3 separate regions of the Homo sapiens genome follow, and all the other regions are linked to region 1. Evidence: chromatin contacts called from ENCODE Hi-C or POLR2A ChIA-PET data. All regions are on one chromosome and are shown on one strand. The core of a region is the stretch at or near the end of the contact, and the rest is flanking DNA. Distances in the headings are between cores, read along the strand shown.

Region 1 (3,275 bases), core at 383-2,882:
ATCCCTAGGCAACCATTAGTCTACTTTCTGTTTCTATGGGTTTGCCTATTCTGGACATTTCCTATAAATGAAATCATACAATATATGGTCTATTGTGTCTAGCTTCTGTGAAAGGGAAATATCTTGGGCCCCCCCAAATTACTAAAGGGAAAATTCAAGCTGGGAACTGCTTAGAACAAATCTGCCTCTCATTCTATTCAAAGTTATCACTGTGTTCACTGAGATAAATGCACATCTGATTGCCTCCTTTGGAAAGGCTAATCAAAAACTCAAAGGAGTGCAACCATTTGTCTCTCACCTATCTGTGACTTGGAAGCCCCCTCCCCCCTTGAGTCTTCCTGCCTTTGCTTCGAGTTGTCCCGCCTTTCCAAACACAACCAATGTACTTCTTACACATATTGACGGATGCCTCATGTCTCCCTAAAATGTATAACACCAAGCTATGCCCCAACGACCTTGGGCACATGTCGTCAGGACTTCCTGAGTCTGTGTCACAGGTGCTGTTCCTCAACCTTGGCAAAATAAACTTCCTGGTTAACTGAGACCTGTCTCAAATTTTCGGGCTCCACACTTCTTTCACTTAATACAATGTTTTCGAGGTTCATCCACGTTGTAGCATGTGTCAGTACTCCATTCTTTTTTATTGCATGGGTATGTCACATTTTATTTACCATTAATCAGTTGGTGGCCATTTGTATTGTTTCCACTCTGTTGCCCAAGCTAGAGTGCAGTGGCTTACTGTACTGACAATCATGGCTTACTGCAGCCTTGACCTCCTGAGTCCAAGCCATTCTTCCTCCTCAGCCTCGCAAGTAGCTTGGATTACAGATGCCCGCCAGCATGCCTGGCTAATTTTTAAGAATGTTTTGAAGAGATGAGGTCTCCCTATGTTGCCCAGGCTGGTCTGGAACTCCCGGGCTCAAGCCATCTTCCCAAAGTGCTGGGAATACAGACATGAGCCACCATGCCCAGTCTACTTTTAGTTTTTTTAAGGTCAGAAAAAAAAACAATTGTACAAACACAAAACAATTTAACAATCTATTATTCCTTTCAACATTCCTTCAGTCACTTTTTTTTTTTTTTTTTTTGAGACAGAGTCTCGCTCTGTTGCCCATGCTGGAGTGCAGTATCCTGGTCATAGCTCATTACAGCCTGGAACTCCTTGGCTCAAGTGAGCCTCCTGCCTCAGCCTCCGGAGTAGCTGGGCTTCCAGGCACGCCCCACCACACCAGACTAAGGCCTTGAGTGATTAAAAAGAAAATCTTTTCCTGTGTAGGCACGATCGCAATATGGATGAACCACAGCCTTTGTTCCCGTCTGCACAAGGCTTCTCCCCCGTCTTTGTGTCTCCGGAGCCTTGCACGTGGTAGGTGCTCGGCATTCGTTGACTGGATCAAGTAGGGCGAGGGAGCGCGGCCCGTTCCGGTTTGAAACTGCTCTGGACGCCGAATTAGTGTTTGGCAGCGCCTGGTGGTCTTCAATCCCAGCCCCTCCGGCCCGCCGCGCCCCCCGGGACCAAAACAAGCGGAGGCGAGCGCGGGCGCGCGGGGCATGCCGGGAGCCCCCCGGTGGGCAGGTGCCTGGGCGGGGCGCGCCGCGGTTGGCGCCTGGGCGGCTGGGCGGCTGCCTAGCACCCGGAAGAGCCGTCAACTTAGCGAGCGCAACAGGCTGCCGCTGAGGAGCTGGAGCTGGTGGGGACTGGGCCGCAATGGACAAGCTGAAGAAGGTGCTGAGCGGGCAGGACACGGAGGACCGGAGCGGCCTGTCCGAGGTGAGTGAGCCCGGGGCCGTCGGCCCCCTCTCGCCGCGCTCCCGCCCTGCGTCCCCTGCCCGGGCCTGGGAAGCCTGCGGGGACTCCCTGGAGTTTCTGGACGGTAGCTCTGCCCCTTCTCCTCCTCTTCTTCTGCAGGGCTCCGCGAAGAGGTCTGGCACTACACGGGGCAGTGGCCGCGGCGTCCTTTTCTGCCCCGCGCCCCTTCAGCCCATCCTCCCTGACAAGGGGGCGGCGCAGGAGGAAATCCCCGGACTGAGCTGCGAGTGGGAGGGTGGGCGACTGGGCTGTCGGCCCCGGCCCCACCGGCCGGGGAATGCGCTTTAGGGCCGGGTAGGGCTGGGGGCCCCGAGGTCCAGGCGGAAGGAGCCTTTGCTGGGTGGGTCGGGGCCCCAGACCCGGACTGGGGTGTTGGGGTGGCGGTCCCTACCTCGCGACGGGGCTGGTGGCCGCGCCCCGAGCTCTGCCTTGGTTTTCTGTCCGGTTTAGGTTGTAGGGTGTGACACTCCCACCCGCCCCTGTACACATTGCCTTGTGATTGGGGGTGAGAAACTGCCCCCATCCCATGAGGACAGGGACCACATCTTGTGTCTCTGTCCACACTGCCCACAACTAGTCTCTAGACACCCAGCGCCTCAGGAGACTGCCTGCGTGTTGGTTTGTTTTATTAGAAAAGCTTTTTTTTCTTTTTTTCTGAGACAGAGTCTCACTCTGTCGCCCAGGCTGGAGTGCAGTGGCGCGATCTTGGCTCACTGCAGCCTCTGCCTCCTGGGTTCAAGCGATTCTCCCACCTCAGCCTCCCAAGTAGCTGGGATTACAGACACCCGCCATCAAACCCGGCTAATTTTTGTATTTTTACTAGAGACGAGGTTTCACCATCTTGGCCGGGCTGGTCTCGAACTCCTGACCTCAAGTGATCCGCCCACCTCTGCCTCCCAAAGTGCTGGGATTACAGGCATGAGCCACCGCGCCCGGCCTATTAGAAAAGTTTTGATCGTGCTGAAACCTGGCCACTAATGTCCTATGTTGTAGAACCACACAGAATGCTGCATTTCTATTTAGGGTGCTTTTAGCTTTTGTTTTCCTTTTTGGATGACAAAATAACGTTTCTCTTCGCTTTTTGGTGTATTCTTTAGCCTCCGTTCCCCATCTGTGAAATGAGGATGTTAAGATGATATGGCCAACTGGAAACTAATCAGTGTTTCTTCTGGTTTCTCAGCAAGTTCTTCTTTCTCAGCAAGCTGCTTTCACCCACGTTTGTGGTTGCTGATTTTATTCGGTTTTGTTTTGTGTGATACTGGGACTTAGCATGACATCTCCGAATGTAAGATTGCTCTCTGAATCTTCACCTTGAGGGAGTAATTCTATGGGATCGAATGTTGGAGTCACTGAAATTTAACTTTTTGATATTTCAAAACAAGTTGGTGGGTTCTTTTTAATTTGTTGCCTTTATTAATTGGTCAAGGCTCAGAGTAATTTCACGGGTTTTTTTTTCTTGATTTCT
Region 2 (3,275 bases), core at 260-2,759, 1.8 Mb after region 1:
TATTTTAAAAACCAACGTTAAGTAAAATTCAGTGAGGAAATAAACACTGATGTAGGCTTATATATTCATTTAAAAATTTTTACTGACAAAGTCTGGCTATTTGCCAGTTTCAGATATATTTACATAAAATAAAAAAGACAGTCAATATATGCCTGTCTTGCCAGGACAATAGAGTTGATTTATTTATTATACAATTGTTTGAATCCCTTCTATGAGTCTACTAACACTTGGAAGATCTTTCTGTGATGATGAGAGCTCAGCCAAGCCAGAATAAAAATATTCACTGCAAGTGTATTATGACTTGAAATAATACCACCACCTTACATTCATGTTTCATTTTTTAAAAGTATTTCATCTTTCGTCCTTGTATCTCTCAGAAGGTAACGCCTGTCCCATTTTCAGATGAGGAAACCGTGCCCAAAGGAATACATGCGACTTTTCCAGGGTATTTACTGAATCAGTACTGAATTAAAATTTTTTTCTATTGGATCACTGCTTACTCTTGGTTCAGTGGGAGGTATCTTTTTTTTTTTCCAAATCAGGAATGATCTGAGTATTTGCCAGCACCCAAATAATCCCAACAGACTACAATTTTTTTGAGTAACTGATACTATATTTAAAAGAAATTATGGCCTATTTTATTGTCATCAAACTTCTGAACAAACCTCTTAATAATTACTAAATGTCCTACAAAAATTATGTTGTATACATGGGAGTCAAATGGATGACATGGATGCGGAAAGCAGAAAGAGACTGGAAATCAACATCTCAATTCAGCCTTCCAAAAAGTAGAATCCACCACTTCTTTCCCCTTCATCATTTCAAAAGCCCATGGCAATGAACCCCAAACTGAGGCCTGAGGGCGGATGCACCAGACTTTATTCCCAGGCTCTCATGGGATTTATCTATTATGGGAAAATGGAGAGTCTGGGAAGAGGCGAAAAAAAAAACAAAAGACGCGGTTTACCTTGCCCTACCTCCCTCTCCCCCTGGAATAAGGTGATGTAGCGAAGAAACCATCTTTCAATGCTGTCAGGGCTCCGCCGAGTCAGGTCAAAGGACTTTGAAACCCCCCCAGAGCTCTCCTTTTTTCTCCACTTCACCTTTTCCCTCTCCTTTCGGTGACTTCTCTCCCTGCTTCCCATCCCGTCTGCTAAACTAGCGTTGCCCAGTGACATCTCACAGCCAACCCAAGAACATCTTCAGGGCCCTGGCAAGGAGGGTAGGACAGAGCCTTGGGGAGTCGTCACCTTTTGAGGTATCTGGCGTCCTCCCCTTGCATGGCGGCAGCGGCAGCGGCGTGGAGAGGATGGGGTATCTTGAGAGGCAGGCGCGGTTATTTCCGGGGACGGTGGCCAAAGTACCCTCACACCCAGAGGCGATGACAGTCCTGAGGCCTGCAAGGCGGGGCAGCAGCGGCGCTGTGGTTACCACGGTGAAGCCTCCAGCTCCTCCCACAGCTTCTGTGCCCCAAAACACTGGAGCGGCCCAGACCCGCCCAGAGTCGCCTAAGCCGGGCCGTCACGACGCATGCGCTTGCTCTGCACCTCTTGTATGCGCAGGCTCAGTCTGAGGCGGTGGCCTCAGAGTTTGACGCACCGGGGAGCCGAGCAGGGAAGTTTTGGTGCAGTTTTGAGCGTCCGTGTATAAGGAGTGGCTCCGTAGTCACCGCCCCCTTGAGGATGGGAATAGAAAGGGCTGTCAGGTCAGCTTGAAAGGAGAGAGGGGAATCCGATAACCTTTTAGTTAGCGAATGCTATACAGCAGTCCAGCTAATAAGGGAGGTTTCTATTTGGGGGCCTGAATGGCCCTGATTGCACTTACAAGCTCTAACTTATGGAGATAATCTGACCGTTGTACAAAATGGATATAACTTTGAAGGCGGCAAGTCTGTCACTTTGATGTCTTAAATCTAGAATACACCTCCCCCAACCAAAACAAACAAACAAACAAACAAACAACAGCAACAAAAAACAGTTCCTGAAATTCCAACTCCACCAATTATCCTGAACTCAAGGTATGTTTAGAATTGCTTCTTCTGAGGCAGGCAATTGTTAGCAGTGCAGGGCATAGGAAAGAAGGGTTCTTTTTTAACTGCATGTTCTCTGGTTTAAGATCTATTCCCATGGGTTCAGCTATTATGTCTATGCAAATGATATAGGTTCATTTATTTGGTAAATGTGAATTGAGGGCTGGCTGTGTGCCAAACACCAAACCAGGCTCTAGGGATGCAAAGAAAGCACCTCTACTCCCCCTGCTCACCTATAATCTTGTCACTTATTCACTGTCTTCTAGTCCTGTTTTCCCAGTTGCTTTGAGACGTGCACGTAGTTGCTCTGCTGCTTTTTTCAAATGTAGTACATTGATGCAATTATTGATTATCCGTTATGTGTAAAACACCATGTTAAGGCACTGCATGGTATATTAAATATAGAAATACAGTCCTTACCCAACAAAATATATTTTTATCTTCCCACCCATTCACACCAGCTACACTATTTCTGTAGATGTTATAGTCATTCTTTCATTCTGAAAGGGAAGAAAATTTGCAGCTAATTTTGACTCCTTCCTCTGTATCATGCCCTCTTACTAAAGTGTTACAAAATTCTATCTTTTCTTCCTTCAAGATATTCAGGTAGTCCAGTTTTTTTCTACATTCTTACTTCTACCAATAGTCTAATCACTTTATACCTAGAGTACTGCAATTCCTTCCTCATTGGACTTCCTATTTTTTGTTTTTCTAAATATTAATTCTGCAAACTAATGTAAAATTTTACAAATTATCATTTATAACACCTTTAATGGTAATATAGCAGGCTAGATTACTTTAAAATCTTCACAATACGTAAAATTGGAAGACCAAAATATACATTAAAATGCATAGATAATATAACAAGGATTTTTGGAATGTAAGTTAGCTCCTTGAGCTCAGAGAACTTATTTCGTTCACTTTTGCATTCAGCCCATAGTTGTCACTGAATAAAAATTTTGGTGTTGAAAAAATGCAAACCTGAGCTTGAAAAAACAATAGCAACAACAACAACAAAAAAACCTAAAGAAAATGCCCAGAGGCCAGAAAGAAAGAGAGAGCTGGAAACCAGAGCAATAAATAGATAGCTGAAACTGGGACTGAACTAGATAAACTGTCTGTCTGTGGCAGGAAAAGTACAAGATGAGCCTGGAACATTTTATGCTTGACAGTAAGGACATAGTCAGAGACTAAGAAGATAAGATTATGTAAAAAGGACACTGGTGAATTTGAGGCAATTTGGGAA
Region 3 (3,275 bases), core at 440-2,939, 1.5 Mb after region 1:
TTTACTTAGGAAATGAAAAACCAAGTTCAAAGCTATTGCTGGAGAGTCTTCAAGAATCAGATATAAAATTTGTCACAACAATGGGAGAAGGACCAAAAAATGATAAACCCCCGTCCCTTAATAAGCTCGTATTGTAATTGTAGAAATGACATTAATGTACACTGAACTATGAATAAAAAATAGAAAATGAGGTGCTAAATATTTGGTACAGATTGTAAGTACCTTAACAGAGATTTCTTAATTAACATTATTCCTTTATAATTGAGGGATTTTGTGGGGTTATTGGGATTTGAACTCTACAGCATGGGCTATTATAGGTTAAAAATAGTGTTCAGGAGTTTCTGGGGAAGAACTAAAGGTAAGAAGAAAAGAGATGTTTACAGAAGGGATAGAATTAACAGCTCTGTGAAATAATTTTCCCTTAGACTATGTATAACTAGTGGATATTTAAGAAAAATGAATATAAGTAAAATAGACTTAGCGATATATAAATATCATAACATACCACAACAGAGCATTGTCCACCCCCACAACTTGAAGATGTTCCATAAGTCCCTCTGGGTGCTCTGACATTTCCATGGAAATATCTGCAAATGAAATACAAAATTATATTTAGATGTATACTCTTAAACCACACATTTATAGCCTTTGAGGTGGTGCTTACAACTTTCTTAATAATCAGAATAAAACACATATGTCTACTAACCCTGTCTGAGGTAACAGGTTTCTCAGACATAGATGAAAAATTACTTCAAATTTACATCAGAACTGATGCACAGTTTTGTTTTGTTCTATTTTATTTTTACGCTTTAGTCTCAAGTTGCTAATCGGTACTGCCCTGAATTTTTTCTATGGTTTGGTAATTTTTATACCTGCTTTTCTGCTGAGCTATTAGATAAAACTATTTAATATTTACTATGTATATTTTTTAAAGTATTGTTGCTGCTTAATTAACTATTGATGCTTATATTTAATGTTATAGCCTCACTCTTGATCATAATGGGTCAATGCCTCAAATACCTAAAAAAAAAAAAAATTAGATAGCCAGACACCAGGAAAGAAAAGTATTTCTTTTTTTAATAAAAAGAAATACCTTTTTGAGCAACTGAAATGACAAAGTCACAAATTTCCTGCACACCTTAAAATATACTTAATGTAAATGACGAGTTAATGGGTGCAGCACACCAACATGGCACATGTATACATGTGTGACAAACCTGTATGTTGTGCACATGTACCCTAGAACTTAAAGTATAATTTTAAAAAAATTCTATCTTCCAAAGCATATCACTTCTCAGGTAGACACAGTGTTTATTGCAAAAGATCTGATTTCAATAGTATTTCTTCAAGAGTCTCCCCAGAGACAAAGTCAAGAAGAGGAAATCAGCATATCTGAGAAGAAAGATTTCAGGATCACTTTTTTTGAGGGTCTGAGAAAATGTTTAGTTTCTATATTATTTAAAACCAGAATTGAAATGGGGTGATTCCTATCCTTGCCACCTGCCTCTACAACCCCAAGAGTTTCTATCTGAGCATCTAAACGTCTTTTAGGCTGAAAGGCTCACCATGGCTTTGCTTGGTCCTTCTCTAGTTCTTCTGCAGCCCATTGAGCCTCTTGACTTAGCACAAGGGTCTCAGGTCCTTGCCCAAAGGGAGTGTGCTGTGCTGCAGGTAGACTGCACTGAATGTCAACAGAAAGCCTTGCTTTCTTTCATTTCTCTAACCCAGTCTCACATCCTCCTCCTCCTCCCCTTTTCCCTCCCCTTCCTCCTGCACTTCTCTTTCCTCTTTCCCCACCCCTTTCCTAGACTGGCCTCTATTGCCTCCCACTGAGACAAAAATGAACTGCTGATCAGAAAGTAATGTGACTAGATTCTCTCTTCCTTCCCTCCTTTCTATCCTTCCTTCCATTCTCCTATGCATCTTTCCTTACCCTCCTCCTCCTTCACTCATTGTTGTTGCTGTTCTTCTTCCTCTTCTTTTTCCTCCTGCTCCTCTTCTTCTACTTGTTCTTGTTCTTGTTTTTGTTTGGTTCTTGTTCTCCTCTTCCTCCTTCTCTCTCTCCTCCTCCTCCTTCTTTTCCACCACCCTCCCCTATCTTTTTCATAAATGCTAAACTAACTCTTGGCTACCTGTGGTAAATGGCCCTTGGAAATTGCAAATACTACAAATCAAAACTGCATTTCAGACATATTTATGATGTTTGCAAAACTTCAGTAGAGCTAAGCAGTGGACTTGACTCGTTTCGGTTCCTTCACCTCCGTCTTTCCTTGCTCACCACCTAGTGGACGTCCTTGTTAGTGGCACTTCCTGAAGTTAACCCCTGAAGAGAGCCCATGCTCTCTAGCTTTTCACCGTGTAGGTTTGGGAGCCTACAAGTACCTTTAATATTCTTGGACTATAAAATGAGATGGTTTTATAAGACTGCATGTGAAATTAGGACCCATATGATGAAGGACAATAAAAAGGAAGACCCACTGATGTGAGTCAATGAGTCAAATGCAAATCAGATTTGCATTTTTAGGAAAATAATAATAACAACAACAAAAACTCTGAAGCTCAGCGCCCCATATTTATTATATTGTTTAATCTTTATAACAGCTCTCTGCTATAGATATGATTATTATCCCCATTCTAAAGAGTCTCAAAGAGGTTAAGAAACAAATTCAAAAACTAGCGAAAGACAAGAAATAACTAAGATCAGAGCAGAACCATAGGAGGTAGAGACACGAAAAAGCCTTCAAAAAATCAATAAATCCAGGAGCTGCATTTTGAAAAGATTAACAAAATAGATGGACCACTAGCTAGACTAATAAGAAAGAAGAATCAATAGACACAATAAAAAATGGTAAAGGGGATATTACCACTGATCCCGTAGAAATACAAACTACCATCAGAGATTACTATAAACATCTTTACACAAATAAACTAGAAAATCTAGAAGAAATGGATAAATTCCTGGACACATACACCCTCCCAAGACTAAACCAGGAAGAAGTCAAATCCCTGAATAGACTAATAACAAGTTCTGAAATTAAGGCAGCAATTAATAGCCTACCAACTAAAAAAAGCCCAGGACCAGATGGATTCACAGCCAAATTCTACCAGAGGTACAAAGAGGTGCTGGTACCATTCCTTCTGAAACTATTCCAGAGAATAGAAAAAGAGGAACTCCTCCCTCACTCATTTTATGAGGCCAGCATCATCCTGATACTAAAACCTGGCAGAGACACAACAAAAAAAGAAAATTTCAGGCCAATATCCCTGATGAACAT

Evidence for each region. Hi-C counts contacts between places; a loop is a spot of excess contacts on that map. ChIA-PET counts read pairs that join two places held with the same protein, here RNA polymerase II (POLR2A). Pooled maps may share reads with other maps.
Region 2: a map of naive thymus-derived CD4-positive, alpha-beta T cell shows a loop between it and region 1 (17-fold over the local background). The contact joins the promoter of KIFAP3 here to the promoter of SFT2D2 in region 1. A Hi-C loop is called at or near these places in 1 of 168 maps with a recorded cell type or tissue (naive thymus-derived CD4-positive, alpha-beta T cell), 1 of 37 single-sample maps with no recorded cell type and 9 of 50 pooled maps.
Region 3: a loop to region 1 is called in a map of naive thymus-derived CD4-positive, alpha-beta T cell, with 7 times the contacts of the local background. The contact joins the promoter of SELL here to the promoter of SFT2D2 in region 1. A Hi-C loop is called at or near these places in 1 of 168 maps with a recorded cell type or tissue (naive thymus-derived CD4-positive, alpha-beta T cell), 2 of 37 single-sample maps with no recorded cell type and 4 of 50 pooled maps. POLR2A ChIA-PET finds 5 or more read pairs at or near these places in 1 of 52 experiments (activated B cell).

Annotation. Positions count from the first base shown.
Region 1 is chr1:168,224,372-168,227,646 of GRCh38, forward strand. SFT2D2 (SFT2 domain containing 2) reads left to right here and starts at 1,633. Exons shown (of 8, transcript NM_199344.3): 1 at 1,633-1,771. The coding sequence starts at 1,709. RefSeq lists a silencer at 1,300-1,929 and enhancers at 1,554-2,287, 2,590-2,669, 2,790-2,839.
Region 2 is chr1:170,073,186-170,076,460 of GRCh38, forward strand. KIFAP3 (kinesin associated protein 3) reads right to left here and starts at 1,510. Exons shown (of 20, transcript NM_014970.4): 1 at 1,251-1,510. The coding sequence starts at 1,282. RefSeq lists enhancers at 1,319-1,378, 1,439-1,738.
Region 3 is chr1:169,709,931-169,713,205 of GRCh38, forward strand. SELL (selectin L) reads right to left here and starts at 1,690. Exons shown (of 9, transcript NM_000655.5): 1 at 1,566-1,690; 2 at 506-587. The coding sequence starts at 1,568.